Regions from separate parts of the Mus musculus genome. Here regions 2 and 3 are each linked to region 1. Evidence: chromatin loops called from intact Hi-C (ENCODE). Cell type or tissue: gastrocnemius. All regions are shown on one strand. Each heading gives the region's core, and the rest is flanking DNA. Links, peaks and the distances in the headings are about the cores only.

What was found. Hi-C counts contacts between places; a loop is a spot of excess contacts. Peaks named below come from ENCODE experiments on the same cell type or tissue, not always from the same donor. Only the 100,000 strongest peaks of a DNase experiment are listed, where the experiment ranks them.
Region 2: a loop joins it to region 1, with 2.5 times the contacts of the local background. A loop is called at or near these places in 4 of 42 quality-filtered maps.
Region 3: it touches region 1 in a loop (4-fold over the local background); 2 of 42 quality-filtered maps call a loop at or near these places.

The regions. Positions count from the first base shown.
Region 1 is chr3:99,732,434-99,743,584 of GRCm38, forward strand. No RefSeq gene overlaps it. Among named protein-coding and RNA genes, the nearest start is that of Gm22505, 30 kb to the left of the region's middle. In gastrocnemius, for the core only: no CTCF peak of the experiment used is centred there; no DNase peak of the experiment used is centred there; H3K4me3 peaks cover 239 bases; H3K27ac peaks cover 4,572 bases.
Region 2 is chr3:99,816,684-99,827,834 of GRCm38, forward strand. No RefSeq gene overlaps it. Among named protein-coding and RNA genes, the nearest start is that of Spag17, 63 kb to the right of the region's middle. In gastrocnemius, for the core only: no CTCF peak of the experiment used is centred there; no DNase peak of the experiment used is centred there; H3K4me3 peaks cover 155 bases; H3K27ac peaks cover 6,606 bases.
Region 3 is chr3:99,294,909-99,306,059 of GRCm38, forward strand. All of the region lies in intron 1 of Tbx15 (T-box 15), which reads left to right. Among named protein-coding and RNA genes, the nearest start is that of Tbx15, 47 kb to the left of the region's middle. In gastrocnemius, for the core only: no CTCF peak of the experiment used is centred there; a DNase peak (open chromatin) is centred at 5,207; H3K4me3 peaks cover 348 bases; H3K27ac peaks cover 5,411 bases.

The sequences.
Region 1 (11,151 bases), core at 1,048-9,047:
CATTCAGTTCTTTTTTGTTTTCTTTAGAATGAATCTTAATTTTTTTTGAGCATGCACTAAGATCCTTTGGCACACTGAATTCTGTATACAGCAATTAGTCTCATCCTACTGAACAACATGATTCTAACAGACTCCAAAAAACTGAAGCAGCCTACCCAATGATATGCAGGAAATTGATTAATTAATTAATTATGCATGATTATTTTTTTCTGTCTATATGTCCTTGTAGCATGTATGTTCCTGGTGCCTATTAAATACAATAGGTGTTGGGATTTGAACCTGTATCTTCTGGAAAAGCAGCCAGTTTGCAGATAAGTTTTCCTGCAGGCTAGTTACTGAGGGAATTATGTTTTCTCTCTTTGAAACATCCATGAATAGCTGACTATGGCCTACTTAGACTACTAATGTAAAGGGACTTTGTATAATATTTAACATTGCCAGTAACTAAAACATGAAAGATGGGAATTTTGTTCTTAAAGGTTGTTTTATTCTTAGTGGACTGATGATAATGACTTTGTTATTCATGCTTCTTATTTACCCCTAAGTTAAATTCTGGAGATCTGTAAGGCTCTTCCCATCCACTAAACTGCTCTGTCCAAGACTTCTGCTGACTGTGGCTATATGGAATTCAGGTCACAACCCTGATGCCTTGGGTGGAAAGTTAGGGCAATTAAGTCACGTGACTACCTTGGCAGCCTTCACTGCAGAGCCAGAGCATAATAGGCATTTTAACAGGTGCACTATATATACTCTGTAAAGTTGTTCCATGTATCCAAGCAGTTATTCGTACCATTATTTATCAACAATAACAATACAATTTCTACCTTTTAGTATGAGTGTGTGTGGGTGTGCCTCTGTGTGCATGCATGTTCATCTGAATAGGTGCAGATCAATGTGTGTGCATGTAGAGACCAGAAGAGGCCTTGCATATTCCTTAGGCACCACCCATCCATCATCTGCTTTGATTTAACGATTGAGACAGAGTGTCTATCACAGGTCTGAACATTGTTCAGTATACAAAACCAGCTGGCCAGTGCACCTCAGGGACCACCTTCTCAGCACTGGGATTGCAAATTGTGCAGCACCACATTCACCCTTTTAAGTGGGTTCTGGAGGATAGCTCTCCCACCCTTCTGCTTACAAGACAACTACTTTATAATGGAACCATAGCCCCAGCTTCCTTTTAGTTTCTTCAAAATCTCATAAAATTCATGCAATTATGCATAGGTTCCAAGTATTTAAAGTGTGAGCAGATTTTTTTTTGTATATTTGAAAGAAACCAGCCTGACTGAGCCACAATTAACAAGAAACACAATTCAACAATATAAAATGTATGTTTCAATGAGTTTTGACACATTGTATTCTGAGGCAGGACATATCTCTAGCACCTCAGAGAGTCAGGTCACCCCTTTTGTACTCAGTCCCTCCTAACAGCTTTCACCTCTGGAAATCAATGGTTCACCTCCTGGCCTATTTATCATTTCTAGAAATTCACATAATGAGATCGTAGTAAGATCTGGGGTCACAGGGTGAAATCTTCATTGGGAATGTCCAGTTGGGGAAATTGAGTTTGCATGCTGTTTCCATCTATATTACAGATTTGAAAAGTCTGCTTAACCCAACATCCTACTTAACAGACCTTGAATATCTTATTTCCTGTGTCTCATGGTTCCTCATTTTGCCAATACAGAACACTTAAACACTGTAAATGAAAATAACAAAGACTTAGGCCTAACTTTCATACCATGTTTTTCTATAGTAAAATGATATTTTGTAATTCTTGATCTCCAGTAATATTGTCTTTAAGTCTATTTCATATGATATTAATAGAGTCAGAACATATGGTAGAGTTTGGCACATGAATGTTCTTCAAAGGCACATTCATTGAAGCTTGGTCCCAGCATGCATTGCTGTCAGAAGCTAGTGAACCTCTTAGGAGCTGACACCTAGACCACTGACAATGTGCCCTCCAAGAGAGTCTCAGCATTTTTCTTTCCTAGGTCTCTATGTTTCACAACTGTTGTGAGCCTGTTGTAGCATATTGTGTTGCCACAGGCCCAAACCACAACCACAAACCTCTCTGATACTGAGCGCCAAAAAAAAAAAAATCCTGTACTCATTTTAAAGATCATTTCCTTAGGCATTTTGTTATGGTTGTGGAAAGCTCACTTACTCTTTTTATCAGGTGTATGGATTGTACAACATATTTCTTTCCATCATACCTATTTCTAATTATGTCATAGGTAAAATGTGTTGCTTATAAATGTTATGTCCCAGGGGAATCAATGGTATAGTCATTTTTAGTCAGCCATCTTTGTTTTGTAGTTTGTCAAGCTAATTACTAATTACTCGTTGTTATTAATTGTTATTTTCTCTGTTCCTTTCTCAATCATGTCTCTCCTTTTCAACTTTCTGTGTCCTGAGCATCTTTTGAAATTTATCCTTGTATTGGCTAATTAACTTTAGTTTTTGTTTTGGTTGGGTTTGGGTAGAATTATTTCATTTTTGAAAGTGATTTCAGTAAAAGTTTGAACCTACAACATTCTAAGGGACATTATAGTACTTCATAAATAATGTGACAATTTTACAAACACATTCATCCTTCTCTTCTTACCATGGCTATATGTATGGCATACTTTGTGTGATCTCTTCTTCTTGCTGATGATATAAGACTCCCATTTGACACTTGACAGCTTGAATAGTGATAAATCATATACATATACATATGTATTATATATATATATATATGGTGTACACATGCATATAAATACACATATATATATACATATACACACATATGCAAAGTAAAAGATTAATAATATTATAACAATTATAAGAAATTATAACAAGATACTACAATAACTTACTTCTGAAATTTTTCTGCTTACCATTTTTAGACTTGTTGACTCTATGTATATAATTGGGTCTGTCAAAAATAAAACCACAGAAACCAAAACGACAGATAAAGATTTCTAAACATGTTAAAAACATCATAGCATAGGGCTGACCCTGACACTCAGTGGTAGACTGTATACATAGTGAACACAAGATGCTGGATTTGGTTTGTAGGGCACATACACAAAATCTACAATATATTGTCATTTTCCTTTCCTATAATCAAGGAATATTCTTTCGAGAAATTGAAAACCAAAAAAGCATATCTTTTATTTCTGCTCACACATTTATTTGTCTTTCTCCATACTCAGCATGTGTTGCTATTTGAGTTCATTCTTTATCACTTTTAAACTTAGTGTGTATTTTCTGACTCTGTTTATTGCCCTAATCTCTGTCTTTGCATTCCTTTTCCTCCTCTGGAAATTCCACTCGAAATGAGGCTTGACTCCTAAGAGCCTCTGTGTCTTTCCCGAGGTACTTTCTCACCAACAGCTTCCTTAAATAGCTCTGGTACAGTAGGTCTCCTGGGGATGAAATTCTTTCTCTCTAACCAGAAATGTCCTTATCTTACCTTCATTTTGGAGAATATTTTCACCAGATCTGAAACTCTAGGTTGACTTTCTCATCCAGAGATCAAAAGATCCCTTCCTACTGTCCTCCATCCCCTATCAAGTTTCCTACTATTTCCTATTAACTATGAAGTTTTCTACTTCAATCCACAAGCATACCTTAATGAATAGTTAATATTATTATACAAATTCCATTGTTTTCTAATTTTCATCTACAGAATAATACTTTAACTGTTGGGATGGTAATCCAAGAAACAGATGGCTCAGCTTCAGAATAAATGTCTCAAATTCTCCACTTGACTCCAGGATGGACGGTACCTGTAGTTCCTACTTCTCTGAGAAAAGGCATGGAAGTTTAGATAAGCCCAAGGCACTGCGATGTTCCCAGAACACACCTCAAATATAAGCCTTCACTATGATGATGAGACAGAGCCGCAACCACTCTTGTGTTCTTTACAGGAATATTCCTGACTTGTCAGGGGCCTCCATGACTGACTCTGATGCCTCCTAATGGCCTTAGAAATTGGGAATCATTGTTCTTATTTAATAGGAAACTCTCTGAAATTCCAAACTCTACCCAACTCTGCCCAAATCTCATGCATTTTGTCCTTATGCACATAGCTCTTGTCTCTGAATGGATAGTATATGAGCAATCACTGGAAACTCATTTCATGAGACTTATTTGAAAACTCATATTTTTATATTTTCCTGTCTCAGATGTGCAGCCTTAAATTCTGTTGGATTTACCAGGTATCTGGCACAGAAATTTGTGTATGTTTTCTATGATACTGTGTGTTGTGTGTAGTTTGATGCTCTATCCACCTTTAGCTCTGGGAAGTGGCCTAGCTACCAGCTCCCCTCTGGCTTCCCTTGAATCCATAGATAAAAGATACACACATAGTTTTTCCTTTTTAACATGCCTTCTTGGCACAATTGCTGGACACTACTATCTCCTGCCTGGAAAAGCATGCCCTTACCAATTTCTTATCTCAGTCTCTTCCACCCGCTCTAAACTTCAGTTGTTAAACTCCCCTGACCATTCACCTGTACAAGATGTTTGTGTGGCCACTCTGTTTTGAGAGCTCACATGGTTGCCTGATTCTCCTCTCTCCAAAGCAAGGCAGACTGTCTCTTTCCTTTCATCCCTCTCTCCTCGTCCAGGGTCCTAGAAGTTCCACCTATCCCTTCCACCTAGCAATTGGCCCATGGGCTTTCTTTACTGTCAGATCAAAAACCAATTAGGGAACAGGACCTTAGCATCAGAACTTAGCATCTCACCTTTTCTATCCAATAAAAACTAAATAAAACCTCTGATCCCAGACAAATTGAACAAAACCATAAACATCATGGTAATTATATGATTGATATACAAATGACATCTGGTCCATTATATTTGTCAATTAAAGTACTCTACCATCATTCCTAACTGAAAGAGTTATGATTCTATTCCTAGATTATGTTTACATTTTAGCATGTAACTCATCTGAAAACCATGTATTCCACTCTATAACTCACTCCCAATGTTAAATAACTTGAATTGTGTCAAATTAAGTATGTATTTCTATGACTTTATTCATGCTCTACATCTCTTGATTTCCCTTTCCTCTTTCATTCAGAAATTCTACTATAAGGAAGCCTTGAATCAACAGAGCTTCCACTTGTCCATTGACACCATAAGTGTCAGAAATGAACTGCCCGAGAGTTCCACAGTGCTAGATGTCATTCCAGACATCCTTTCTAGTTTATGAGAAGATATATTTTGTCTACGGTGTCAAATATTTTCCTCATAGATTTCTACATGGCCAAGCAGCTACTCTAATCAGAATTAGTTGTCAAAGTCTCATAATTAAAAAAAAATTGAGGTGGTGGGAGGGAGGTGGCAAAAGGGTTCTATTCACTTACCAATGAAATATATGTTTTCTGGAGATATTTCTATAATAAAAGGTATGTCTTAGCCAGGGATTCTAATGCATCAAATCTTGCTCTGTCTTCTTCTATGCATGTATGAATTTAGTGCAACAAGTCTGGGCTGACAAAGAGCTGATCTTTCCCAGAAAGGTGGGAACATTTCAAAATGTACCTCTTCTGACTGTGCACTCTTTCACCCTTGCTTGAGGGATTGTTAAGAAAGCCTTATAGCCTTGAATCAGGTATCATCTGCACTTTCATTCTGGAGAGCTTTAGATGTGTTCTATAAAGTTAACTCTTGCTTTCCAATCACATTGGGATTTGAAACATTGTACTATGGGTCCAACTTGACATTCCCATTGAAGATTAATTTGGCTGCTTTGAAACATCTGTGTTCTGCTGACTCCTGTCTGTTCCCCAGGCAGCAAGGCCAAACTCATCCATCATCAAAGACAGGCACTTGGAAGCCACCTCATACTGCTGCTTTTGCATGTCAGAGTACGCTCAAACAGGGGAACACCAGAAAGACCTGTCCCTGGGGTTCCTCCTTGGGAGTTCCTGATAGGCCTTCCCACTCATATTTTGGGTCCAAATCTTGTGAAGGCACCAACATAACTAAGTCCTTGAAAGCACAGCAGATGGAGCAATGCTGAAAGGTAGCTGTACAGAGGCATTACAGCCACCCGGAATCTGGAGACATTTCTGCCATAGCTGGGAACCCAAAATAGCAGTTGATGAAACCAAACCTGATCCCTGTTGTCAAAAACAAGTGTGAGTATTTTAGTTAATGTTTGGCAGCCAGCCTGTCTGTAAATGTAGGTTCACTCCATGGCTCAGCAAAGGGTTTCAAGAGCTTAGCCATGACTTGGTCTTCTGTCCTAAAGCTCTCCTTGCTTGTTGACAGAGTGCTGCAAGTGGACAGTCAGCTTTGAAGTACGCAGCTAAAGGTATCTCTCAAAGAGTCAAGAGAAATCCAAGAGCTGTCTTCAGAGCCACAGCTATACATATTTGGTGCAAAAACTCTAAGAGGTCTCTGTGTGGGCACAAGTACCTCTCCTATGAGCAGCCAGCTTGTGAAACCAGATTCTCAGAGGCAGAACACCCTGCTATACTTTCAAATACATGTTAGAGACAAGCCCCTGCCATAGGTCTAAGAACCTGTAAAACACAGTCAAATGCTACCCAAATGAAAAAATACAAAAATATAATAAACAATTTAGATAGGCAAGGAGTTTCCTTACACAACTGGGATATATTCAAGACTGGCTAATATACCCTAGGATAAAAATGTTTTATAGAGAAGTTGAACTCTGTAAAATCATCTAAAAAATATTATGTTAGAGGGCTCTTTCAACTTTCAGGTTTCTTAGTATATTGTCTGGTTAATAACACCTACTAGGTACATATACAAATATGCATATCAAGCCAGTCAAGGCTCCAGTCCAACACATGTTCCTGCTCTTATGCTGCTGTTACATAACACATATAAAGAAGCACAGAGGCCATTCATGCGATGTTGCATATATTAACTTCCTTATGTGCAAAGGTACACATGCAGGAAAGATAGAAAGATAGTATAGCCAAAAAGCTCAAGAGCCTTCATGTTGCAGTGTAAGTGCTTTGATAACTCCTAAGTTAAGAAAAAATAAAAAACCACTTTGTATAACCATAGTGCTTTAATCTTTTGTTGGACCCAATAAGTGAGAGGACTCCATAAATGAAGCTGTCCTTTAACCAAAAATGTAAGAGAAAACCTAGACCGCTCTAAAAGATTTGTGAAATACCGTGCATGGACTAGCATGGTTTGTTTTTCAGAAACATATCTACACTTGTACAAACACAGAAGCAAAACTGATGCAGGGGGTGGGGGTGGGGGGGCACAGGTAGGAGCAGGAAATTCTCCTTGATTTCGATTGTCATTAATGGAGAAAGGTAGGGAGCTGCCCTGTTGCAGTCCAGCCTTCTAATGTATCTACTTCTGTGAGGTATCGAGTGATTTAGTGCCCGCCCCACTCACAGTATTTACTGCCTCTTGCTCTCTTTACATGCGCCCAGGGACCTTCACACTGGCATGGATTGATGAGGCTGCGTTCACTCCTTTCCTTCATCAGACCGGGAAGAAAGGAGTTATGGACCAAGAAGGAGCATTTAGCAAATAGATAAACACGTTGGACAAAAGTGTAGTATTTGTAGTTTGACCTAGCTAGGGAAGTTAAGAAAAGCTCCAGGATATAACTCTTACCCCAGAGGACTTTGGGGAAAAATAAATAAGACAGAGCTAATGGGACACATGCTTAGCTTACTGCTCTCTGCCTCCAAATGTTATTAGAAATCATTATGTCGTTGTGCTTATTCCCAACATAAACTATGTGTTGGGGAAGGGTGAAAGTACAAACCACAGGAGATTTATCTGCTCTTTCTTTATATTTGAATTTTTATTGATGTGAAGGTATGTGTGTATGCCAAGCATGTATGCGTGCCTGTGGAAACCGGACGAGGGTGTCAGATCCCTAGGAACCGGAGTTACAGGAGATTGTGAGACACCTGTGTCCTGAGAATTGACTGTGTCTTGGGTCCTCTGTAAGAGCAGCTAGTGCTTGTGACCCAGAGTCAGGTCTCTAGCTCTGATCGATATTTCCTAGATCAGGTGTCAGGAGGTGTATATTCATCAATTACAACACTCACAATCACATCAACTATTTTTTGTTTGTTACTTAGATTTGTAAATTTCTTAATAAACCTGTTAATATGTTTTACTTCATAAAGTTTAATGCAATTGTGGTGAAAATGCTAACAGTATAAATTATTTAAAAGTCTCAATATCAGAATCCACAGTTTGCCTTTATTCTTATTAACCCTTCAAACTACTTTGAACACAAGCAGCTACAATGCAGTGCACTTACTGACAAATGTACTAGTAGTGAAATCTACCGTCTATCCTGCTGGGCTTTTTGCATTTACCTCCTGTTCTTACACCCACTTCACAAACTGTTGTTGCCCATTTGACAGATAAGAGTATTGAGATATAGGGATATATTGGCAGTATGAAAATCTCAAAATAACAACAAATGTCCAGATTCTAGAATTGAAGTGAATTGAAAGCCAAAAATGGCTTCTGTGGAAGAATGTATCCAGAGCTGCAGAGTAGGTAGGCAGCAGCAGAGTCAGAAAGATACAGGAGAGGATTCGATTTTGCAAGAGTGTGATACTTAAACAATGTGGTCACTCTCCTGGCCTGAGATACTTTGTTCCAAAGCTTAAGGGGCTGTTTTCCACATGATTTAAAGGAATTTATGATTTGTAAGTATCCAAAAAGTTGCCGAGAGAAAACTGGTTACTCAAAAGCAAACATGACTTCCTGTTTTTATGAAATAGGCTTAAAAACATGTTTAAAAGACTCACTGAATTTTTTGGCTCTGATATAGCTTCAAAAAATAAAAAAGACAGACAATCTAATTTGATGATATAATTGTAATTGAATAAGAACCATATGGATTACATTTTCCCCCTAGTTAAACTACACATGAATTAAAAATCGAGTCCTCATTCCCCTCAAAGTAATTAATAAGACAATTGCTTGAATATGATACTGGCCTTAATTATCATGCTGAGCTCATCCTGGCTTCCCTGTGCAGATCACTGTAGGGAATGAGTACAGCCCAGGAAGCCAGACTCTAGCAGAATCCCAGACACAGGCCCACTCACACACATTCCTGTGCACATCTTTCAGGCCAGTGTTTTGTCAACCCACCCAAAAAATAAAGCCTACTCTCATAAGACTCACAAGCAGCCAGGTCAAAGTGCAGTACCTCTGCTCATAACCCTCCTGCTTTGTTCCCGGGGAGGCACTGTGTCTAGACTTTGTCCCACAATTACCTGGCAACAACCAGGTATGCCTGACTCACTATAAAAGGAGCTGCTTGCTCCTCTCTCTCTCTCTCTCTCTCTCTCTCTCTCTCTCTCTCTCTCTCTCTCTCTCGCTTTTGTCTTATCCCCTTCCTCCTGTTCCCCCTCCAGCCCCATTCCCCTCCCCCCTCTTTTCATATGCTCATGGCCAAACTCTACTCCTCTGCACAGTCTCTCTGTCTCTATCTTTGTTCTCTCTCTCTCTCTCTCTCTCTCTCTCTCTCTCTCTCTCTCTCTCTCTGTGTGTGTGTGTGTGTGTGTCTAACACCCTCTCAATTCCCCTTGCCATGTCCTGAATAAACTCTGTTCTATACTATACTGTCCAGTGGCTGGTCCCTTGGGGGGGAAGGGATACCTCAACATGGGCCTGCAAAGGCATCCCCTTCTCCCATGCCTGACTACATATCCACCAAACATATTCCTTTTCTCTCTTTATTTTTATAAAACACAACAGGCACTAAAAAGGGGAATGAAGGAGGAGAGGCCATTGGAGTCCTTCTCTTCCAAGTAATTGGGGGCAGAGGCAGAAGCCTCATTCTGGGATAATGGTAGAACTTAACCATCCTTCATAGCAATATAGTCCTCTGAGAAGGTTATTCCCAGCAAAGTAGCTGAATGTGTCTCTCAGTCATTTCCTCTCCCTACCAGCGTGATTCAAAACCTCCACACATCTTCTTAAATAATATTCCAGTGTATGCAAAGTGAGCTTCCTTTTCAACATCCTTTACATTTGGTCACTTTTAATGATGGATCTGATGCAGTCTTACGTCATTCCCAGATTTCATGAGCCATATTGTTTAAACCAGTTTACTTGATTCACACAGTCACTCTTTAAAAAATAATTTATGCTTCAGAAATGGCATACATTAGTGGAATGTGTATCAATCATGTTTAACACTATCTCCATTCAACTCCTAGGGCCCCTCTCCCCAGCTCTTTCCCATTCTATATTCCTCAGTTGAAAATTTTTTCTTTAACTCTGTACCCCATGTTAATAGGGTTATTTGATTCTCTAGACTCTAACTTCTTGAGTTCTTTGTATATATTGAATATTAGCCCTTTATCAGATATAAGATTGGAAAAGATCTTTTCCAAATCTGTTGGCTGGAATTTCATCCTATTGACAGTGTCCTTTGCCTTACAGAAGCTTTGCAATTTTATGAGGCTCCATTTGTTGATTCTTGATCTTAGAGCATAAGCCATTGGTTTCCTGTTCAGAAATTTTTCCCCTATGCCCATGTGTTCCAGGCTCCCACCCCCTTCTCTTCTATTAGTTTCAGTGTATCTACCCATGTGTTCCAGCCCCCCCTTCTCTTCTATTAGTTTTAGTGTATCTGGTTTTATATGGAGGTCCTTGATCCACTTGGGCTTGAGCTTTGTACAAGGAGATAAGAATGAGTTGATTTGCATTTTTCTACATGCTGACCTTCAGTTGAACCAGCACCATTTGTTGAAAATGGTGTCTTTTTTTCCACTGGATGGGTTTAGCTCCTTTGTCAACGATCAAGTGGCCATAGGTGTGTGGGCTCATTTCTGGGTCTTCAGTTCTATTCCATTGATTTTCTTGCCTGTCTCTGTACCAATACAATACAGTTGTTGTTTTTTGTTTGTTTTTTGTTTTGTTTTGTTTTTTAATCATTATGGCTCTCTAATACAGCTTGAGGTCAGGGATGGTGATTCCCCCAGAAGTTCTTTTATTGTTGGGAATAGTTTTTGCTATTCTGGGATTTTGTTGTTGCAAATGAATTTGCAAAATGCTATTTCTAACTGTGAAAAATTGAGTTGGAATTTTGATGGGGATTGTATTGAATCTGTAGATTAATTTTGGCAAGATGGCCAATTTTACTATATTAATCCTGCCCATCCATGAGCG
Region 2 (11,151 bases), core at 1,706-9,705, 85 kb after region 1:
GATTGACTGCTCAAAGGCGCTGTTCTCCTTCTCCCCTATTACAGAAACTAAATTTGAGAGAGCTAAGAAGCTTCTCCAAGCTTCACCAGATGCCTGCAATGAGAGATCTGACATCTGTAATGAGCACTTGAAGCTGTTGATATTTCTGATAACTGCCTTCAAAAGGCTCTGCTTGCTTATGTTATGGGTACTGATGCCAAGGCAAAAAGAAGGCAAATATGATAAATTTATTTGTGGAAACTAAGAGCCAAACTGGTTCTCCCAAATTTCTCTGAGCTAGCTTGTGTTCTTACTTTGCATTCTGGGTGTCCTCCAGCCCTGAAGTAGAAACTAAATCAAAGGTCAAGAGATTGTTCCAAACTGAACATCTCTACATAAGATGTAAGAATTATTCTTCAGTTGGTTCACCAATTTATCTGGTTAATATCTGTTCACTTATTCACTTGCCTGCCCATTTGTGCACTCAGTGTTTAACTAGTTGCCAAACAATAGAGTTCGAGACCAACATCTTCTTAGGCAGCTTTCGAACCAGCATGAGTGTTATAATGACAGGGGCCTAGAGGATGCAGGAGAAAAGAGGTGGGTGTGGTCATTGCAGGAAGATAAAAAAGCATATGTTAAAGGTTAGAGCTCTAAATAATGATCTGGTTTGGCTGTGTTTTACCCCCTCCCCTTAATTAAACAACAATTAAATTGTTTAATACATGTATGTTTCAAGTATTAGAATACTGGTCTCTAGTATGGTATTGTTGGAGGTGATAAAGCCCGTAATAAGTAGAGCCTCATTGGAGGTCATTGAAGGTACAGGTTCCTTCTGCCTTCTGAAGAGATTAATGGAATTCTCATGGGACTCCAGTTCGTTCTCATGAGAAAGTTGTTGTATGAGAGCGACCAATACCTCAGTCTCTCTGGCTTTTTGCCTCTCGGCACAACCGCCCTCTTTCATGTATGTTCCCAGCAAAATGCCATCACATCCATGATGTGAAGTAGCCAGGGGACCCCTCACTAGAGGTCAAGTCAATAAAGCCACCTGATGCTGGAATTAATCTGCTGCTACATATAAACAGAAGTTGTTCATTGTTGCCATAGAGAGAGAGGCTTAGCCAGCTTAAGCAAAGATCAGATCGTGAGAATTCTTCTAGGTCAAGTTCAAAGTCTGGATTTATTCTCAGGGTCATGGAAAAGCATTGGCCCAACAGGGTAGCATAATAGTTACAAGCCTAAACCACAGAATAAGTTGGTAGTTTTAAAGACTGTGTCTATTCTCCCAATTGCCTGCCTTAGGAAGTATACAAAATTTTCAATATTTGGCTGCATTGTGCCTACAAGGGTAGTAATTCTATGTGCTTCAAAAGAATAAGCAAAAGTCTCTGCGACGCTTGCCTGCTGAGTCGTCATTCCTTGTAGAATGGGGGCGGGGCAGGGCAGGGGAGAGGCCATCCGAAGGGTCCAGATGAAGAGCCAGGCAACTCTGCTGACTCCCGGTAAAAAATGATACCTTCCTCAGCTGGTGGCCCAGACAGCCATGCCTGTGCCTGGGGCAAGCACCGCTCTCAGCTCAGCTTTCACCCAGGCATCTCAGAGTCCACCTCCCCTGCAGCGCAAGCCCCTGGTCCTCCTGTCCTTTGATTTTGTTCAGAAAACATACAGCTCAGCAAAGCCCACTGCTTGGCATCCTTCAGCTCTCTGACCCTGCAGGGGTTGGGGGACTTCCTGGCTGACAATGACTCCCCTACCCGGCTTCCCCCCACCCCCCATGTACATGGCTGTCATGCTTCTTTTCTTCCTCTTGCTCAGTCATTTGCTCCCTGTCACTGGCTCAGGAATCGGGCTTTCCCCGATGAGGCAGAGATGAGCTTTCCGAATTGTGTTTATTTGTTGGCGCTCTGGTGTGAAAGCGCTCTCCATCAACTGCATATTAATCTTGTCACCAGTGTGTATCTGTTTTCCTCTGCCTCTGTCCCCTGGCCTAATTTATGGCTTGCCTTTCCTTTGCTTCCTATTGTCACAATGACAGGGAGTCCTCAGGCCCCAGCCAAACACAAGACCTGTCTTTTCAAGATGAACTGCTGTGAGGTACAAAATTCCTACAGTTTGCTTGGCAGGGCTAAATTTAGAGCAGACCTTCTCCAGTTGGTTCTGGGCCACCAAGACAAGTAGGAATGATGTCCTACATGTGCTACCTGCTGTGTTGGGTCCTATCAACAAACAGAAGTAGGAAATCTGGCCCGGTCTTCCAGTGGAAATGGAGCATGGAATGACTGGTAAACAAGGTGGTCACATGTGCATCTGAATTGTCAAACCACAGATACCATAGCACAGATGTCTCTTCCCCCAGGTCACAGCTCCAAACTATGGTATATATTAATTCCTCCAAGGAGTACCTCATCTCAGCATTTCTGTGAAATTCTTATGGTCCATTAGAATTCAGATAGTCCTTCAATGGTGATAGTCCTTCATCTAAAACATGGATGCAACTCCAGTGTTCTTTGACTGCACACCTGAACCAGGCAGGGTTGGAAGGATCTGCCTCCCTCTCCTGTCATTCCTTCATTCCTCGGGTCGGGTCTCTGTGTAGACCATTCTGATGGAGGATGTCCATGTTGACCTTTCTAATGTGTCTTTTGAGCACCTTCTTCTCTTCCCCATTAAACCACTGCTCATACTTTGACTTCACACTGAGTTCCCAGTCCACAAACCTCAGTGAGAGATGGAACATGTATATTCCATGTGTCACTTACTGCAGCTCCCTAGTGTAGTGACTGACTTGAGAGATATATCTGTAGGGGAGGAAGTAGAAGAGAGAGAAGGGGGTAGGGTGGGACTGACATCACCAAGATCAGGATTTCCGAGGATGAAGTCAGCCAGTCTTTCAAATCTGGTCTTAGTGGGTCAACTCCAAATGAAGGTGTCCTGCATGTCATCGAATGTCAAAAAAGCACCAGACTCACAGGGTCTGGTCATGACCTCCTCTGAGAAGAACATGAGGGATTTGGAAATCTGTGTTTCCTGAATCTTCAGCATTAACCACATCGTGCTCCTAGTTTACACAGGCGATTTTGGTCATCCTAAGCATAGAAAATGGTTCTGATGGCTGTCAAAACATAAGCCTTTGAAAACTATAATTCTTTTCTAATTTTCCAATTCTATGAGGCCTTCCTATGGACAGAGTTAAAAGGACTAAAGGATACTACTTTTTGCAGGTTGCTGAGAAGAAACACTTCAGAAACAAATAGGAGGAAGACAGATGGTTAAAGACCAGAATTCAAAGCAATATAATGGAATGGACCCTTTCTCCTTACTTCTCTTCCCACCATACATGCACACAGCATGAAAAACTAAAAGCTGAAAGACATCACAACTTATTCAATCACACTGTTTCAACCTTACTACGCACAAAATTGTGATAATAATACTATTTTAATGGAATTGCTGAGCAGATTAAAAGTGGCATCAGTAAATCACATTGCACATAGTAGGTACTCAGTAAAGATGATGGATTTGAGTCCATGGAGCAAAAGAAAGGTCAGGATACTGAACAACTTGGCCATCCAACCCTAACACAGCCTCCAGGGAAACCCCAGGCTGGGACTTGAGGTAACCTAAAGCTGTGGATTCCTGGGATGGCACCATGCTGGCACCATGGAGACGTCTGATACAGGACTTAGCACTGATTTATGCAACTTGCTGACTGCCCAGATCCCAAGGGCTTCCTCAGTCCAGGGCATATCTGGCTAAGAGTGGTGTTCAAGGCTTCTCTACACTCTGACACTCAGGAAGTAAGCCAGCTTTGGCTGCCCCTTTGTGCGTGAAAAGACAGACAAATTCCCAGGAGTCCCAGCTCGTACCAGGAACTCTGATGGACTCTAGCTTGTCTATCTGTGTTAACTGGTAGCTTTTAATACCATACCTTCAACGCCTGGGTTCAAAGGGTTGTTCGGAGGCCAAAGTCACACATCATCTGTCTGCTCAAGCCGAGCTTCTGAGGACCTCAAAAGAGATCCTGTCTCAAGATTTCCCTGAAAGTCTTATGGCCTCCAGGAAGAATCTACTAGGCACAGTTGATTTTAATCTATCCCTCTGCACCCAGAATACATTGCTTATGTAGATGTCTACAGGACTGAAGTCATAGGATACATACAACTTTCAATCTTACTTTTTTTTTTTTCATTGATCATAGAAAACACCTGTGTGGTTTAATTTTTTTATAAAGTTTTGTTTTTCATGGCAGTAACATTGTCACATAAAGGAAAAAAAACTAACTCAATATTCCTCTACTACTGAAAGCAGAAGCTTCCACCACCCTGCCTGCATGCTCTCCCTTCCTCTACTGTAGTCAACAAGAGACAAGTTTAGCATCACCTGGGAAAAGCTGAGGATGCGATCATACAGATCAGCCTCCGAGGACCCTATCTCTGGCCAGTGCTGCAGATCTCACTCCCTCCTGGCTTTCACAGACAATTTCCCAAAGAGAGTTTCCTGAATGTCTGGTGAAAGAAGACAAGAGTGAGGATGAAAATCGAGACTGCTCTGTACAATAACATACCTCGGGGGCTTAGAGAGCAAGCCCAGTCTTTTACCTGGTGAGGGTTCCCAGAACTTCCCTTTCACCAGTGACTCTGGTTCTCACCCCAACACTAACTAGGTGGGACCTTACACACTGAACATACAGTCACATGATGTTTTTACCTGTAAGTGTTCTGGCCTTACTAGAACATCATCTCTTCTTTCATGCTATTCCTTCAATAATTTTTATTCTTCTTGCCTTATTTTTTGAGATATGATTAAAGGCAAAGAATGAAAGTCATAATGATTGGCAATATGACATCTTTATACAGGGTTATTTTGGCCACAGTAGGAAATCAGATTTGAGGATTCACCAGAATGTACAAGGACCAACGTTACTGATGAGTCTGCAGGTGTGAGAGACCAGGGTGAGTCAATGCATGCACACACATGGGAGAGCTATTTCCAGAAAGGAAAATAAAGAACACAAGAAAAGGAGGAGGAAAAACAAAGGTAGAAGTGAGTTCTGGTGTGGGAGGCCAGAAGCTGAGTAGCAGCTTCGGCAAGAGACTAGCTTGCAGGTGACAGGCAAAAAGAAATTCACCAAGTGTCTAAGTGGCCACAGCCAAGGAAAGAGATCAGAGTGGCAGGAGTTATGGGAGTCTGTGCAGCGTGAGCCAAGGGTAAGCAGAACCCAGAGAATGTCCAAGAAATGCCCTGGTTTGTTCAGGGACCGTCAGTCTAAAACACTTGTAGAACACAGAGAAAAGTCCCTTTCCTTCCATCTTGTGTTCAAGGAAAAACCACTGAGGCATGAAGAACTAATCTCTTCATCCACAGCCAGCAACTGGACAAGGGACACAGTTTCATCTTTCATAAACTCCTAAGTGGAAAAAGTTGTTACATTTAGAATACATATAGACAGGAGGCAGGCAAGCATGCTATTTAAATACCTAATAAGTACGTGTTGCCTGAGGAAGGAAAGAAAGGAATTTGTTGGTTTGGTTTGGTAAATGTAGTTACTGTTTATATGTTGAAGCTTTGCAACCATGAAAGAGTGAGTAAAGGGGTGGTTGGCAGTTGCTAAGAAAGAAATCCACAAGTAGACCTGAATTTCTGACTATAGTTGTTTTCTATTGGGAAGTACAGAACAAACCATGCTTTGCCTGGACAGTAGGTCCATCTGTGAGATTCCTGTGACCCCACTCAGCCCAGCAAAAGACAGCAACTTTCTGAGGCAGGACTCTGAACTAGCACTGGCAGTGACTCAGAGGCCAATATCAGGCTCCTAAAATCCAGCACAGGGATTCTGAGCTAAGCACACAGTTCCTACAAAGCACATAAAGACTATGGGATAAATGTCATGTGACACAACAAACCAGGGAAGGGTTTTGGTTTTGTTGTTTGTTTGACAACATATTTGACAAAAGCTCTAAGAGTTGCTTGCCCCAACGTTTACCTTCTTATAAGAGTCAAGAGTCATTTTGTCACATGAGAAGACCCACGACATTAAAGGAAAGAAATGCCAAGCAAGTATGGGTTACGGTGTGTGGTGTGCTTGCCACAGAGAAAGGCCGTTTCAAGCACTGTACTTGAGACTGAGAACAACAGGCATTTAAAGATCAAGCTTGCATTCAATTCAGGTCAAAAGAGGATAGAGAGCATCAGAGCTGAGGTTACAGAACATGATGTGATTATGTTGCAGCTTACCCTGCCGTGTACAGCCTTCCCAGCTGGCACGGGGCGTTCTGAAATTCCCTTCCTCTGGCATGTGGAGCCTTCATCACATGAGCTCCTGATGGGGACATCCCCACAGCATGACCTATTACTCTATGTTCTCATAAAAGCAGAGCCTGGTCTGCAATAGAAGCCTTTCCATCAACAGAAGGAAAATTGTACCCCGGGGGGCTGCAAGGAATCAAGTGTGGGCAAAATACAAGGTCTGATGCATAGTTAAAGAAAGGCTTGTGCTAAATTCCTCAAACAAATCTTGGTGGTTCTGGCCTAGGTCCCTCTTTCTTTCTGCCAAGAGAAGTAGAAAGAGATAATAAAAAAATTAAGCCTGCTAATCCTACCCAGAACTGCCCAAGACTACTTTGGGCTAGGGACACACATGTCAGCCCTCAGAGATGCATATGGGTGCATTTTGTTAATCCCCACCACTGCGTGTCAGGGATAACTGATCTATGACTAAAAATAGTGTGAGGACAGCAATAGTAGCCATTTGGGGCTGACCTGAGGACACAGTGGAAAACTTGACAACAACACAGGAGAAGCTTCCTGGCCCAAGGCGCCAGGCTCAAGGGCGAGAGGTCAGGTTCATGTGCTGGGGAAATGTGATTGACAGCTCACCTCCCAGAGTGAGTTTCAGTGGTGGTAATCTTCTAGTGCTGTTGGGCACCTTCTGAGTGATGTGGAAAGAAGTAAGACCTAGAGGTCCCATGGTATAGGTCATGGTTTTTCCCTAGCATGAGTGACATTAAAGAGAGCTGTGCAAATCGAGTAAAAACAAGTCTGCTCATTCCACTAACTTCAGTCGGAGTTTCGTCTCTAGAACTGGGAAAGCATTTGAGCCCACAGAGAGTAGGTCCAAGCCACAGGGGGCTCTCTGGATGGAAGGGGAGAAAAGAAGGGGGCAGAGAGAATCCTCAAGGACATTTACCAATTGTCCAAATTACTTGGGTGTAGTTAGTGGCATTGGGTATTTCTGTATCCTAAGAATATGCCTACCACCAAAGATGACCTTTTAGCATCATGGGCCTTTTGAGTCCCGGTTTTTACCCTATGCAGCCTTTACATGCCTACTTTGTACTGGATACTGTGCAAAAGATCATTCTAAAGTCTGCCTTCAACAATCCTTAGAATGATCTCTTTACTCATCTTGTTCTATGAACATGAGGCTTTGCCTGTGTGTATGTCTATGCACCACTTGTATGCTTAAAGTTTGCTAAATCAGAAGAGGGCATCAGATCCCCTGGAACTAGAGTTACAGAAGAGTGTGAGCCACCTTTGGGAACCAAGACCTGACTCCTGGTCCATTGGAAGAGCAAAAGTACAGCCTTAACTGCTGAAACATCTGTCCAGCCCTGTTAGAAATGAGACCTTGCCTAAAGTACATTTAGTAGAGGAGAAACTGAAGGAACATTACCAGGCATTCTTGGAAAGGGGGCTCCATGTCACATATCATTAGAGTGGTGACCACAACCCAGAGTGACATGGACATTTTCCTTATTTCCAACAGAGTTCTGTACATTCTTGACAAAGACTAGGCTCTCATTTAATATATCAGAATATATAGTTCTGGGTTCTTGAACAAAGTATTAAGTAGAAATTTCTGTCATAGTACCTTGCCCTTAGTCTCAGGCCATGAGTCTTATAACTATTATAGCTTACTTTTAAAAATTTCACATTTAATCAAATTAAAAGCATATATTTCTATTAGCAGTCAAGTATCAAGGGTAGATTATGAGAAAGTGCAGGACTCTGTGTGTATGTGTGTGTGTGTGTGTGTGTGTGTGTCTTTTGTGTGTAACATACTTGTTTATATGGATTTTCTAATGAGAACACATATTTAGCAACTGTTAAAATAAGTTGGAGCTTTGAGGAAATGTCAAAGGTGGAATTACAGATTTAAGGGCCAGTTGTTTGTATAGTAGTGATGTTTGAAATGATGAGAGGCTAGAAAACTGAGATCTTAGAGGACAAGAAAAGTCTGCAATTTCCTAATTTTCTCCACTTAGCTCCACAGATAATCTGATCCCCATATCAACCAGCACTGTGCTCCCATTTCTAACAGGTTCCAGCCTCTTCTAGATTCTGGGGTCAATCTTGGCCATGGAGAAATTTAAGATGCTCTGGGTTCTTTTAAAGTTTATACTCAAAGGGTCAGTGGATCAGCAATTGAGAGCACTTTTTGCTCTGACAGAGAACCCAAGTTTGGTACCTAGCATCCATACCAAGCAGTTCCAAACTTCCTATAATTTCAGCTCCAGAGGGCACAATCCTCCCTGGCCTCTGTGGAAATACATATACATCACACACACACACACACACACACACACACACACACACACACACACACACACACACAAACCTTCAAATAGAAGTAAATCTTTATGCCCTAAAGATCAAGCCAGCCAAAATCCTAGCCTGTAGTGTGGCAGAAGACATGAAGTCCCACCCCTAGCTCAGGAGCTAATAGATATTGGTGGTTGCTAGGAGAAGAACAGTCCACTTTCTTTATGAAGGCAACCCCCATAGGTTACCCATGCTCACACAGATCGTCTTGTACACAGGCACATACTGACATGGGAGGGGAAACCATAAGAGGGTTAGGGGTAGAGTTACATGGGAAGGAATGGATGGCAGATTTGGCATATTATATACATGTATGAAGGTTTCAATCAGTAACGAAGTAATGTATTTATCTCTATAGTTAATCCATCCTAAGTCAAGACAGGAATGTGGGTCTCTCTGTCTTGTTCTCCCATATGATCACCCTCCTAAGATATCAGTTCAGTGTTTGTTCAGCTAGGAGGTACGTTAACCAAGCAGGGTTTGTATAGAGAGATAATACAAGATCAAGGGTAGACTCATGATCCTAAACAGAAACAGACTCAGAGGAAAACAGCAGACTAATAGTAGAAGACTCAAAAACAAAGTAACACATGGAGTAAAGCCTGGGTGATATTGGTTCTAAAACCATGAAAACTATCATAAGAAAGGGAGCAAAGCACAAATGCAGGAGTGCCTGAAAGCTCCCACACTCGTAGCCAACAGAATTTTCTAGTATGGATAAAAATTAGAGAAGCCAAGTATCTTTGTATCTTGTAAAGAGAGTGCAATCTTAGACAGAAAGTGAATAATATTTCAAATCTCTTATAGATGCCCATACTCTTTGGCTATTTTAGTTCATCTTTAATTGTTTAGCCTCAAGAGATGAAGGACCTTCATTCAGTATGGAGAGTAATTTCTTTGAAGAGATAACAGAGGAGAAGGTGGACAGAAAAGAACAGAAAATGCCACCTATCAGTAAAATAAGGGAAGGAGGTGCATGGGATGATGTTAAATATGTCAGGCGTTTCCTCTCTCCCAGGTCTCACCCTCACAGCCTCTCTTTCTGAAGCCCGCTCACATGTGCTACTATTCAAATCTAGTCTATACTAAACACATTTGCAAAGAGAGCCATCGCTTCTAGCTTGCTTTGAAGAAAAGAAGCACACAAGGAAAAGAGTTTATTTCACCTTAAAGCTCATAGTCCGTCATTAAGGGAAGTAAGGCAGGACCTCCAGGCAGGACCACATAGGGAAGAGTTTACTTCTTAGAGCTCATCGTCCACCACTAAGGGAAGCCAGGAAGGAGCTCCAGGAGGAACTTAAGTACAAACCCTGGAGGGACACTGCTTGCTGGCTTGCTCCCCATGGTTTGCTCAGCTTGCTTCCTTATATCACCCATGATCACCTACCCAGTGATGGTACTGCCCACTGCACGTAGATTGAGCCCTCTTATGATCAATCAACACTCAAGAAAATGCCCCCATAGACATGCCCTCAGGAAATCTGACAGAGGGAAGACCTCAGTTGAGATTCCCTAGTTCCTAATATGTCTAGATTTATGTCCAGTTGACCAAACTATAACACCACCCCATCCCCCCTTTTTTTGCTTCATTTTCCCCCCATACCTCCTAGCATTCTATAAAAGTTAATTCATCTTTTTATCTCAGTGGCAACTTCCACAGTGCTGAGACTTTTTTTTTTTTTTTGGTCTAGTTTTCTTACTAGTTTATCCACGAAGCCTAGAAAACTAACAGCACATAGTGGTTTATAGTTCTAAGGTCCCAGTGGGAAAAGTTGTAGAATGTTCTGCTGCCCATGGTTCATCTATGATGATACGCAGACTCACGGTTTTAGACAAGAAGGGCATAGGGGAATGGGATGAGAGTTATGGCCCACTCATGGTCCAAGTTCATCCTCTAAACCTAAACACACCATGTCCATATTTATAAAGATTGGCAAAGGAATTGCTGCTATTTCCATAAACTTGCCTTTCTAGACTCTTGCTGCATCTCTACCTGAATCCCTAAAGCTTTGGTCTGATTTTCCTCTTTCCAACTCTTTTCAGGTTTCATTGCTCATTCCCCTTCCTTATAGGTGTAGACATCTCCAAGAGGCAGGCACCACATCAGTGAGTTTTATAAAATAGAGACACATGTTAATTATGATAGTAAGAAAGTGAATAGATACAATGCCAGGAGAGATGGCTCTGCGTGCAAGTGCACGTGCCTCCCAACATTCTGACCTGAGTGTAGTGTAAGGAGAGAAATGACTTCTAAAAGCTGTACTCTGACATGCCCATGGCTTGCACACAATAAACAAACAAACAAACAAACAAACATTTTTAAAGAGTTTTGGTGGAGACCTTTTAACAATTGTGCAGAAAAATACGATTACCTTTACCAGGGACATAATTCTCATCCATGAGGGAAAGCCCGGTTGCCTCACCAATCTTTCCTTTTATGCTTCCTCTTTGGTGTGGAAGAATGAAGAGCTTTGAGATGTGTGTTGGCAGTTTGTGATGGGATGCAAGTTGTTCTTGAATGATGAGAAAACAGAGGGATTTATTTTCCTAAAACATGGAGCGGATTTT
Region 3 (11,151 bases), core at 1,114-9,113, 440 kb before region 1:
ATGATCAGGCCAGCCTGGGCTACATGAGATATGGTCTTGAAAATATAGTTGAATATCTGATCTCTATGAAATAACCTTACGAATGACATTTGAATTTTAAATAGATTCTCATGGTACATTTATTTATAGTCTTATCTTACGCTTTTATTGCTTTTATTATAAGGGCGCTCTATACTGAGTGCTATATTTGTACTTGATAACACTCATGTAATACTTCATATAATAAGGAAAACCCACCTTCATTGTTAAGTCAACTTAGATTATACAAAGATGATAGTACATACAATAAAAATTTAACATATACAACAGCTCATATGCCATCAATAAGATCCCATCCTCCTGACTTGTGAATTCTTGGGGAAAATGATTTCCATGTGTTTCTAAAATGACTTAAAATTTTTGAGTGGTTGGTGGTCCACTACTTCTAAATATCTGACCTGTCAAAATGCCATCTTTAAACTTCAGTGATGCATAGAGGCTTGGAATTAGCCAGGGTTGGATTTATTATAGAACAAAGGGAGGCAATGAGTAACACGGCCATCTGAGCAGGACTTGGGGCGGGTAATCCTTGAATGGATTAGATGCCATGATCCTAAAACCACATTCTCTGAATGTTGGTTCCTTGCCCAGAAATGGGGAAAGGCCAAACACTATTGCCTTTTAAATGACAGGGTACCTATGAGGGACTCTGGTTAGAGACAGTTGGTGGAGAGTTGGGGGTCAGTCTTCTTTTCTCTTGTGGTTTATCATCACTGAGAGCCTAGAGACCCTCTGCATGCAGCAAGCCCCCAAACTGACAGCCTACACAATTAGTGGTATAAATGATCAGACTGCACCCCCACTTTTTGGGTGGAAGACAGTGTATTAAAGTGTAAGTGTGTAAAACTGTCTCTTATCGCTAAAAGAATTATCTTGAAACTATTATGGGACTCTACTAGAATACTTTAAAAAGGGACATAGAAGCTGCTAAAAAGATGAATTGAGTTATTATCACTGTCTCATAAAGTCCATATATATATATATATATATATATATATATATATATATATCCTGAGCACTTTCAAAATGTATTTTCAGGGGAATTTATCCTTGTATCAGTTGTCCATGTGAACAGTACTAATCTTGTATTGAGTGATTTTTATCATTCTCTCTCTTTGGTCATCTTTCGCAAACTTTACTTTAAAAAGTATGGTTATTCAAAGTTGTATTATATAATAACATTCATGGAAAACTGGAGTCCTCTTTCTGAGGAGAAAACAGATCATCAGAAATTTATCTTGAACTCCCTACTCCCTTGGAGGAGGGGACCTTGAATCACAAGCCCAGGAGCTCAGGAAATCTCTTGTTACTCTGAGATGGGTTGGAACATGGTACGGTGCCCAAAGCTTCTAAATACAGTTCGGGCTTGGTCATCATGACAGTTGCTGAACTGGCACCATTACGGGAATTGAAGTGGGAGCTCTGACAGTGCTTAAATGCCATGGCTTCTGGGCTCCAAGTCTTCCCAGGCCGGGAGGCAAGAGGCAGTGTGGAGCCTTATGGGGAGAAGGGAAGGCGTGACTTTGGCATGGAAATCCTGCAGAGGCTAATGACACTGCCACTCCTTCAGAGAGCAATAGACACAAACACAGCAGCTATTTTAGAAGCTGTCAGCTTCTGAATTGCTGACATACTTGGAGGACACTGTCTCTTCAAAGGTCATTCTGACCCTTCAAGGTAGGTAGTTCTGGGGAAAGATGGAGGCTCATGTAGACAAGTTCTTGATCAAGGAGCCGGTGGGATCAAGTGACCATGTACAGATTACCCCAGGAGTTAGGGGTTGGGTTAGGAATAATATGCTGACTCTGGGATTCCCAAGTCAATCTACACAGAGGGCAGAAGGCAATTCCCAACTCCCTCCACCTGCTACCCCTTGGCCATCACCTAGTATCCATTCTGGGGTTAGAGACCCTTGATGCATTCCTTTTTGGGAAGGGTAGGGGAAGATAGGAAGGACTCAAGGAGCTGAGCTTCCCTTGGAGGCCCAGGAACATGAGAGGTATGAGGGTAGACTTCAAGTTTTGCAAGTATCTTAAGCTCAGCCAGCAAGTTATAAAGACAGAGACAAATCATGCATGAATCCAGGATGTTTCTCTCGCCTCCAGCGTTTGCCCTGTGTTCACAAAGGGAACTTTTTTTTCTGCTATCAAAACATCTGATCTCTGCTCTCTCTCCTTCCCTGATTTCCCCTTCTCTCTCTTCCTCCCTCCCACCCTATCCTTTTATCCCTTACTTCCTCTTTTCCTTACTCCCATCTTCTTTTTCTCCTTCCTTCTTCCCTCCTTCTCTCTTTCCTTCCTTCCCTCCTTCCCTTCCTTCTTTCCTGTCCATCTGTCTCTATCTTGCCATGTAGTCCATCTCAGATTTGCTTAGAACTTGTGATCACCTGTCTCAACCTCCCCAGTGTTGAGATTACAGGTGCAAGCTATTATTACATCTGGCTGGCTTCCTCACGTGTGTGTGTGGGATGGTAGATGACCTAATATTTTTATTCAGAACTCCATAGTTGCTTTTCTCTTTAACACTTCTGGGTGGGGGCCACTAGGCATGTTACTTCGCCCATCTTTCAAAGGTCTAGAATGTCCAATCTTGGCCTCCGCTCTCTCCCCACAGGCATTTCACTTACCACCAATCTTCTTTCCCCTACCTCCCCCCTCCCCACCCCCAACACACACACTGTGTGTTTCCTCATCTTGCACTAGAGCACTCTTGGCTTGGTTGTTGAGCTGGAGTCAGGGCTCTCTTCAGCCTCCTACATCTTGTTTATTTCTCTCCATATTTTGGGGGCTTCAGTCTTATCAGCAATAGTTATTTTCTCTGCTTGCTCTGCAAGTGTTGCTTTCCTGGACCCTTCTTTATGGACAGCCTATGGGAATTCAGCAGTCTTCCTCCTTGTCTTTTGTTTTTCCAGACTGAGGTGAGGCTGGGAGGGTAGCACTTAAGTAGACCATACAGAAATGAGCATTCTTAGACAATGGTTTCATTGCATCTTTGTTTTTGCTCTGTCCTTCTTACCATTTATCCTAACACCATACAGATTTGATAGTTATTTTCTCTCTTGGTCCTGAAGCTCTTTCAGCTATGATCATTTTCTGTTCTGTATTTTACAAACTCTTTGTTGGGATATGCTTTTCTTCATTTGCAAGGACACAGAGAATATAGGCAAATGACCACAAAAACTCACAGACCTTTCCAAATGATAGAAAGGACTAGATGTCCTACTCTGTGCCAGAGGCTGTCCTGGGAGTCACCAGTATCTCTTGATTATTTCCACTTAAATAAATGCTGTGTTTGGAAAGGGCATGCCTCTTTCACAATCATGTATTTGAATCTCTGTGACTCTAGAGGCTGATGCCTCTCCCTTTAATTCACAGCACTTATGCAAGCATGTCTTGCTCCAGGCAGCAGGCACAGTACTGTTCAGCAGACATGGAGGCTCAGCAGCTGTCTGTCTGTGTAGAAACCATTCCTGGGTAGAAATCCACCTCTCAAGGGGGGGCTTTGTATTTCATGTTCAGCCTCACTGTGTGGAATGACGTAGGACTTGATTCTTTATTCATCTTCTCTGCACGACTACAGGTTTCTCTCCTTCTCAGGCTCTTACAGAAGAGAGCCAGCGGCTGAGTGCTTTCTAGGTGCTTGCCTATGGTTGCTACTTTATAGAAGCTGCTGGACTCACTGGCTTCACTCAAAGCCCCTGGAATGTTTCAAGTCAGACTTTGCCACTATGTTTAACACAACTCACAGGCCTAGTTCAGGCTGTGAAGTCAGGAGGCAGCAACCTTAGGATTTAATGGAGATTTTGCTGGGAGAATTAAGACACCTTAGTACTAGGGATATATTTATCTTCTGGAAGAAGATCAGAAGAACAACACTAAGACTTTTAAATTAATGCTAGACCATCTTCTACCTCTTTTCGATCAATGTGCCTTATCTTGCTCTGCTAAAATATAGCATTTTATCCATCCATCTATCCATCCATCCATCCATCCATCCACCCAGCCATCCATCTATCCATCAACAAGTAATATTTCATTGAGTATATAGCAGGTGCATGTTTTATATATAGCAGGAGAATGTTTCAGGGACTAAAGGTACAAGAGGCACAACACAGCTGTGATGTGGGGCACACTGATTGCTGTTTTCCGTACATTTCTTGTAGGTTTTACTGCCATACTATTGTTATAAAATCCCTTACTCTGGAAGACCTTCCTTCCCTTTTACTTCTAAAAGATGTCTTAGATGAAGAGGTTCCTCTTGACTCTAAATTCTCACTGTGATGCTTTTTTTTTTCTCAGTTGAGAACACATGAAAATTAGTATTGTATCCATATCTATTGATAATGTAATTCTGGAACTGCACATATATACACATATTGTCCACAGTTCATAAAAGTTTTATACAGTGGTTATTGATAGAGCACTCTGTAGATTATAAAAATAATTGTGAAGAGATGGAGTTCTTGCTTAAGGTAGACAGTTGGAAGGAGAAAGATGAACTCTAGAATGTCATCTTTTAAATCCCATAACCCAATTGGCATGTTGCGTTTGGAATACTCTACAGTTTTAGACTTATCTATGGATTTACCCCGCCTCTCTGAACAATTTTCTAAAAATCTTGAAGCATAGTTCATGTATCAGCATAAACTTTTTGCATATCACCAGACACATATAATCAATCACTATTTGCTAGACAAATATGTGATTGAATGAACGGATGGATTCAGAGTAGTAAAGAGGTTATTGTGTCTACGTGATAAAGTTGTTGGGTTTTAAATATGTAGTTGGAGGTCTCCTGAGTGTCACTTGAAGGGCTCTATGTACTCCTGGGTGTGCTCAAATGTCTCTCCTATTCATGTGCTGAGAATTAGCACCACCGAGGACACTGTCCCCAGATGTCACAGTTAAGTTATACTTACTGCTTAGAAATCGGGTGTTTAGCTCTTTCTTCCCTTTTAGCACATCAGTATGCCTGTGTGTTAACTGGTGCCTAATGAGCACATTCTACAAAGCTATGAGGCAGGTTTTGAGGAAAGCCTGTTTTCCAGTGTGCAGGAAGCAAAGCAATGATGGCTGAAACGAGTGCTGTAATAGCAGTGGCTGGCACTGAGGTGTTGGTCACAGGATGGAAGCCATGGATGCAAAGAGCAAAGATGCACGCTGGCTCGGGAATGATCTGATATGTCACATTAGCCAGGACAAGTGCCAACATCCCCAGGAAGGGGCCCGAGTGGACAGAAGCTAGCTTAAAATTTACCAATAAATTCTGAAGACTACCCAGCTGGTTAGCATCAACTTGTGAAGGACTTTTGATGCAAGGTGTTTATTTAGCTTGGGTATTGTCCTGTGGCTTGTGGGCCATTTTTTGCTTATTTCACTTGTGTATTGTTCATCATGAATATTTTCTGAACTAGAAAAAATCTGTCTCTCAAGACTTAAATTTGTAGGAGAGCAAAACAAATCTGTAATTAAGGCTGTGTTAGAAAATCCAAGATCCATGCATTTGTCTTATTTTCTCTTGGTCCTCCTGGCACTGGCGAATCTTGCATGCTCTTTGACACTTGTCTTTTCATGACATACTTTAGCAGTTGTTATCACCAGCTAAATTCTCTTCAAGAAGGGTTATCCAATTAGGACTGTCAGAAACTTCTAGGTCGTGAAATGTGACCATAATTAAATCTAAATAAACTGGAATCTGAACAAATAGGAACCAACGTCATTCCCTTGACATGTCTTTCAGTGTTTTCAATTGTTTTTCAAAATCCAAACATCTTGCAGCCACCACCCATTCTGTTACTTGGCTTATCACTCTAGCTTAAAGCAAGGGGGTGATCTGATGGCGACAGTGACCTTCAGTGTCTGCCTTCTTTGGATTTTTCATTGGGTAAGACTGTGGATAGCAAGTGAAATCCAACAAGAGGACATCTACACTTGTGCTTTCTTATATAACAATGTTTAGATTAATGAAGTGATATTAAATGTTGCTGATTATGACTATCTTGGTGCTAGGGAAGGAAAACTCCCATGTGACTTGTTTGGCTCTTTTCCTCTCCCAGAAGAGTTGGCAACATTTTTGTTTCCGGAGAACTGTCTTGTGACTGAACAGCTTAGAAGGTTCCAGATCTTCACATGGGCAACAGGGGAGAGTGGAAAGAATACTGACCCAAACGTCAGACTAACTCATGTCCCATTCTATTCTAACATGGGTTATGTAATACAGGAGAAGCCATTACTCACAAACAAGCCTCTGTCTCTACTTGTAAAAGCTATAGCAAAACCAAACCAATCCAAAAAACCCTAAAACAACAACAATAGAAAGCCTACAACAAACAAAACCCCAAAACATACAACAAAAACTCGAAATCAAAACAACAAAAGCAAGCAAACAACAACGATCCCTGCCTCCCTACTTTACAGCATCTCTGTGAAAATTTATTAAACAACATATTTAAGCATCTGGAATTTCCCCCTTCACTTTGAAGCACATAGAGGCTTGGAAGGTCGCACTATCATGGCATTGAGTCTTTGCTTGCTCAACTAGAAATAGATTAGAAAATACTGACTACTGCTGTTTCACAAGACTTGCACCCAAGGGGTAACTGCGATGTACTATGGCTCGATGTATCATGGGGAAAGCTGCTGCTTAGGTGGAGAGTGCTTTGAGCAGCTAAAAAGATAAGAGCTCTTAGTCTCCTTAATTGGCTTATTGGCACAGGAACTGTAGGCTTCAGGTTACCTTCCCCTTTCTCCCAAATAGAACTTGGAGGGCATGGAGAGCTCCGGGACACCATTCCATTACCAAAGCCATCTAACAGGTTCATCTGAGTGTCTGCTATCACTATGATTTTAGTTTAATCCAACCTCGGTTACAGGTCAGTCCCTTGAAGTTCAGGGTGGAGTATCAAATTTGGGCTCAGTCCGTACTCAGATTAATGCCAAACACTGTGCTTTTTCCATATTTAGAATTTCTCTATGAAAAATTTCATCACTAGCTTTCTCTCTAAGCTACCTTGAAATCTGGCAGCCCAGGACTAATCTCCATTCCAGAGGGACTCTGGGATCATTTCCTTGTGCCTGACACAGTCAGCATTACCTGGGTTATAAGATTCTAATAGCTTCCCTGGTTGGAAGGGGGACTCCTGAGATAGCCAAGGGGTCTTGATTTTAGAAGGCTTGGAACTTAGAAAAAAGAAGGAGTGTCTGTCTTCCCAAATACTAAGTGGGAAATAGCACCCACTGTTATTATGTGTTAGTACTTGGTAGGAAAAAAAACCCCAATATGTGTTTATTAATATCTGGGTGCATCTTTCTCCTGTAGTCATTTTAAACTTGTTTCAGTTAGAGGAAATATGACAACTCATTTCCAATCTTGTGGTTGTGGTATTTTGCATCTAATCTCAGAAAGTTCTACTTTTGTGGTTGTCTTCTGTAACCAGTCTTCCATACTAAAACTAGACCATTATACATCCTTTCTTTACATAGGAGACAGGACAAAGAATTCAACTTGACTCACAGGATCCATAGGCAGGAAGTGAAAGAAAACTGTCATGTGTATGTAAAATCAAGGTAGAGAACATAGAGAATGAAGGTGGAAATCTACGTTCTGACAGCCATGCTAGTTACAAGTTCTGAGCTCTACATGGCTGCTCACCTCATCTTGAGAGTCTAGAAGTATGAGCACATAGTACATGTTCAGTAAACAGTGGTTAGTTCAGGTGAGCCCGAGTCTCAACCTCCATCCCTCACACTACTCACTATCCACCCTTACACACTCTAAAGTCTGACCATACCAGTTTACTTCTGGTGTTCTAAGATCACCCAAATCCTTATTCTTGCTATTTATACTACATAAAAAAATCAGCCTCATCTTCTGTTTGATGCTATTAAACCTATATTTTGAGTGTGTACCACTCAAATGTCATTTTATGAAGTCTTTTGATATTGATTAGTTTTGTCTTTGGTTCACAATTCCCTAACACTCTCCTTGTGTTTGTTAGAGCATCCAGCACAGTAAGACTTTAACACTTTCTATATCCTTCCTACCAGATTCTCAGTGACCTGAGATCAGAAACATGATTTATCTATCTTTGCCCATTAACATAAAATCTGGTCTATATGAAGCAGAGTATCAAGGACTGAGTTACTATCAACAGAATCAATAAGTTGTTTTATCATCAGGACATAAATATGATTTTAAAGGCAGAACTATGTTTTAAACCCTCATCTCCTAATCATAAAGCTGAGGTAACCAAAACCCAGTGAAGCAAAATAAAATTTGGAAGGAAGTTATCACAGCTGGGGAATAGGGGAGCCACAGGAGTAAATATGCTTTGTTCACTGCTCAATGAATGAGTATGAAAAATCACTTTTCAAGGCTGGCTGTAGTGACTCATGTCTGTAATCTCAGTACTTGGGAGGGTAAGGCAAGAGGATTGCTGTGAGTTTGGGGCTAAACAAAGCTATTTACTGGGTCCAAGGAAAACACACACACACACACGCGCGTGTGTGTGTGTGTGTGTGTGTGTGTATGCATTATATACATACATATCCAGTAATCACATATTCAAGAAGAAAATAATCTCACTAACTATAAAATATTTCAAAAATGCCCAGTTTTGATATTAAATGCCATTAAAACTTAGGTACATACAGTCAAGGCCTTTTGTATCTATGGTAACCAAGTCAAGTTATTGTGGCATTTTTCTGTTCTTAGCCTTGGAACTCTCTTAGCTGAACTCTTAATTCATTGCATTAGAAGGGACTTTATAGTCCCTCTTAGGAATGTGTGTGTGCACGCTATGCTATGAAGATTAAAGAAAGCAAGCACCAGAGTGGTTTTGTGTCTTAGCCAAGATTAACTTTTTGAAGCCATTTCAGTTGTGAGGTAGCTCACAAATGTCAGCTGCTTTGGAGAGGAACAAACCCAGCAAGATCGTGGAAGAGCAGGAGGCAGACACCTATGCTCTTTTTTTCTGGTTTTCAGTTTCCTCTTGATTTTAATTTGCTCATCCATGAAATAGAAAGACTATATATGTGCTCCATCTCACCAATTAGAATATACTAGAAGGTAAAAAATCAACTACATGCTTATTGCTCTGATTCATAAACTAAACTCAATTTCTTGTGAGAACCCAGTGTGGTACTTGTGTTAATAAAGCAATTTTGGTGATTCCACCAGAGGTTCTTTTATCCTTGAGAAGAGTTTTTGCTATCCTAGAGAGGCCCATTGGTCGTGCAAACTTTATATGCCTCAGTACAGGGGAACGACAAGGCCAAGAAATGGGAGTGGGTGGGTGGGGGAGTCGATGGGGGAGCGTGTGGGGGACTTTTGGGATAGCATTGGAAATGTAAATGAAATAAATACCCAATTAAAAAAAGAACATAAAAATAAAAAAAATTCTAAAAAAATAAAATAAAGCAATTTTGGTTATATATAGAAAGTAGTGACACGCTGTGGCCAGGAACCCCTTTTGAAGAAGCCATTTTAGATAGGAACATTAATTGACATACTGATGTTGGATTTGCCCAGTGAGCCCTGCAGTGTAACCAGCACAGTGAGGGGTTCCCAGGTTTCCCTCCTTAACTTCCCTGAGTGTAACTTTAGCATTGTGCTCCAAAGTTACTGAAAGACCTTTTGTTGAAATATTATTTACTAGGAGAAAATTTCTGAGTCATTCAAATTAGTTTTTAAATGTTGTTTATTTATTTATTGAAGAAAGAAAGCAAACATTTGCCCAATATAAAATAAAACACCAGAGGTGTTTTAACTCTTTAAGAGACTAGTCATTAATTTTCCCTTTATTTTTATTTTATCTGTTTGAGTGTTTTGCCTTCATGTATATCTGTATCATGTTCATGCCTGCTGTCTCAAGGGGCCAGAAGAGTGCACTGGATTCCATGGGACTGGAGTTACAGAGAGTTGTCATGTTTTTGAATGAATTGAGGCTGGCTTTGAACTCAGGAAGATCCCCGTGCCTCCGTCTCCTGCATGCTGGGATTTAAGGCATGTACCATCATCGCCCTGCCTTGGAAGTACATTTTTTACCAAGAGTTAAACTTTACTTTCCTGCAGACTGTTGCTCTTGACTTGGTGGTGACTATTTTAAGGTTCTTACATCGTAGCTGATCTCACAGTTGGCTTCGACTCCTTTATAATTTCTTTTGCATACAGGGCCAATTTTATTTTCTAATTACGATAGCTACAAAACAATTGAGAGATGAACATTAAAGGGAATTTTTTATTCGAATAATTTCACTCATAGGCTGCAGTCTGTAGTCTGAAATAAAATCTCATGTTTCTGTTTTGGGGGAGCATGGGACCCTGGAAGTTTAGAACAAATAGCCACTTCTGAAATTTCTCACCATAGGTAGACATTGCTTATGCTACCATAAATTTGGCCTTTTGTTTTTTTTTTTTTTAAATAGTGATGGGGTCTCCAAAGTTCTCCCCTAACCCTCTTAGACCTCTTTGTCTTCTGGATTTTTATCCGACATATGAGACTCTATGTAACAGGATGGAAAACAGTATGGTAGTTACCCATGTGGATCTCTGAATATTTGTGAAGTCATCCAATATCTTAACTGCCTTGTAATTCACAGAAGAGAGTATTACTCTCTCGTCACTTTTCAGAATCTAGCACAGTGTAAGGCACACAGTAACCACTCCATGAATGCACAGTTAATCAACATTAACTAGAAAACTCTAATGGCCTGTATTCTGTTTCTAATTATCTATGTGGTATGTAATCTCGGGCCACATGCTCACAGCTGCTAATTTGATCAACCTGTTTGAAATCTTTACTACTCACTGAATCTCTGCTCAGTCTTTTAATCCCGTAATGTAAAGCCAGGCATTTATTTATTTATTTATTTATATATATTTATTTTGCACTTGCACTAATTGAGGCTTCCTGGGTATCCCTCCCATTGGAGAGGATTCTTATATTCTTCACATCATTAGAGATAGGAGAGATTCTAAAAGTTTCCAGTTTGGGCCTTTCGAGGGCATGACAGGGAACTAGATCCTTTGTGGTCAAATGACTTGGCCAAGGCTATGTGTTAATCCATTTGGTATCACATTGTGAGTCCTTGTCTTGTTCCCAATAGTGTATTA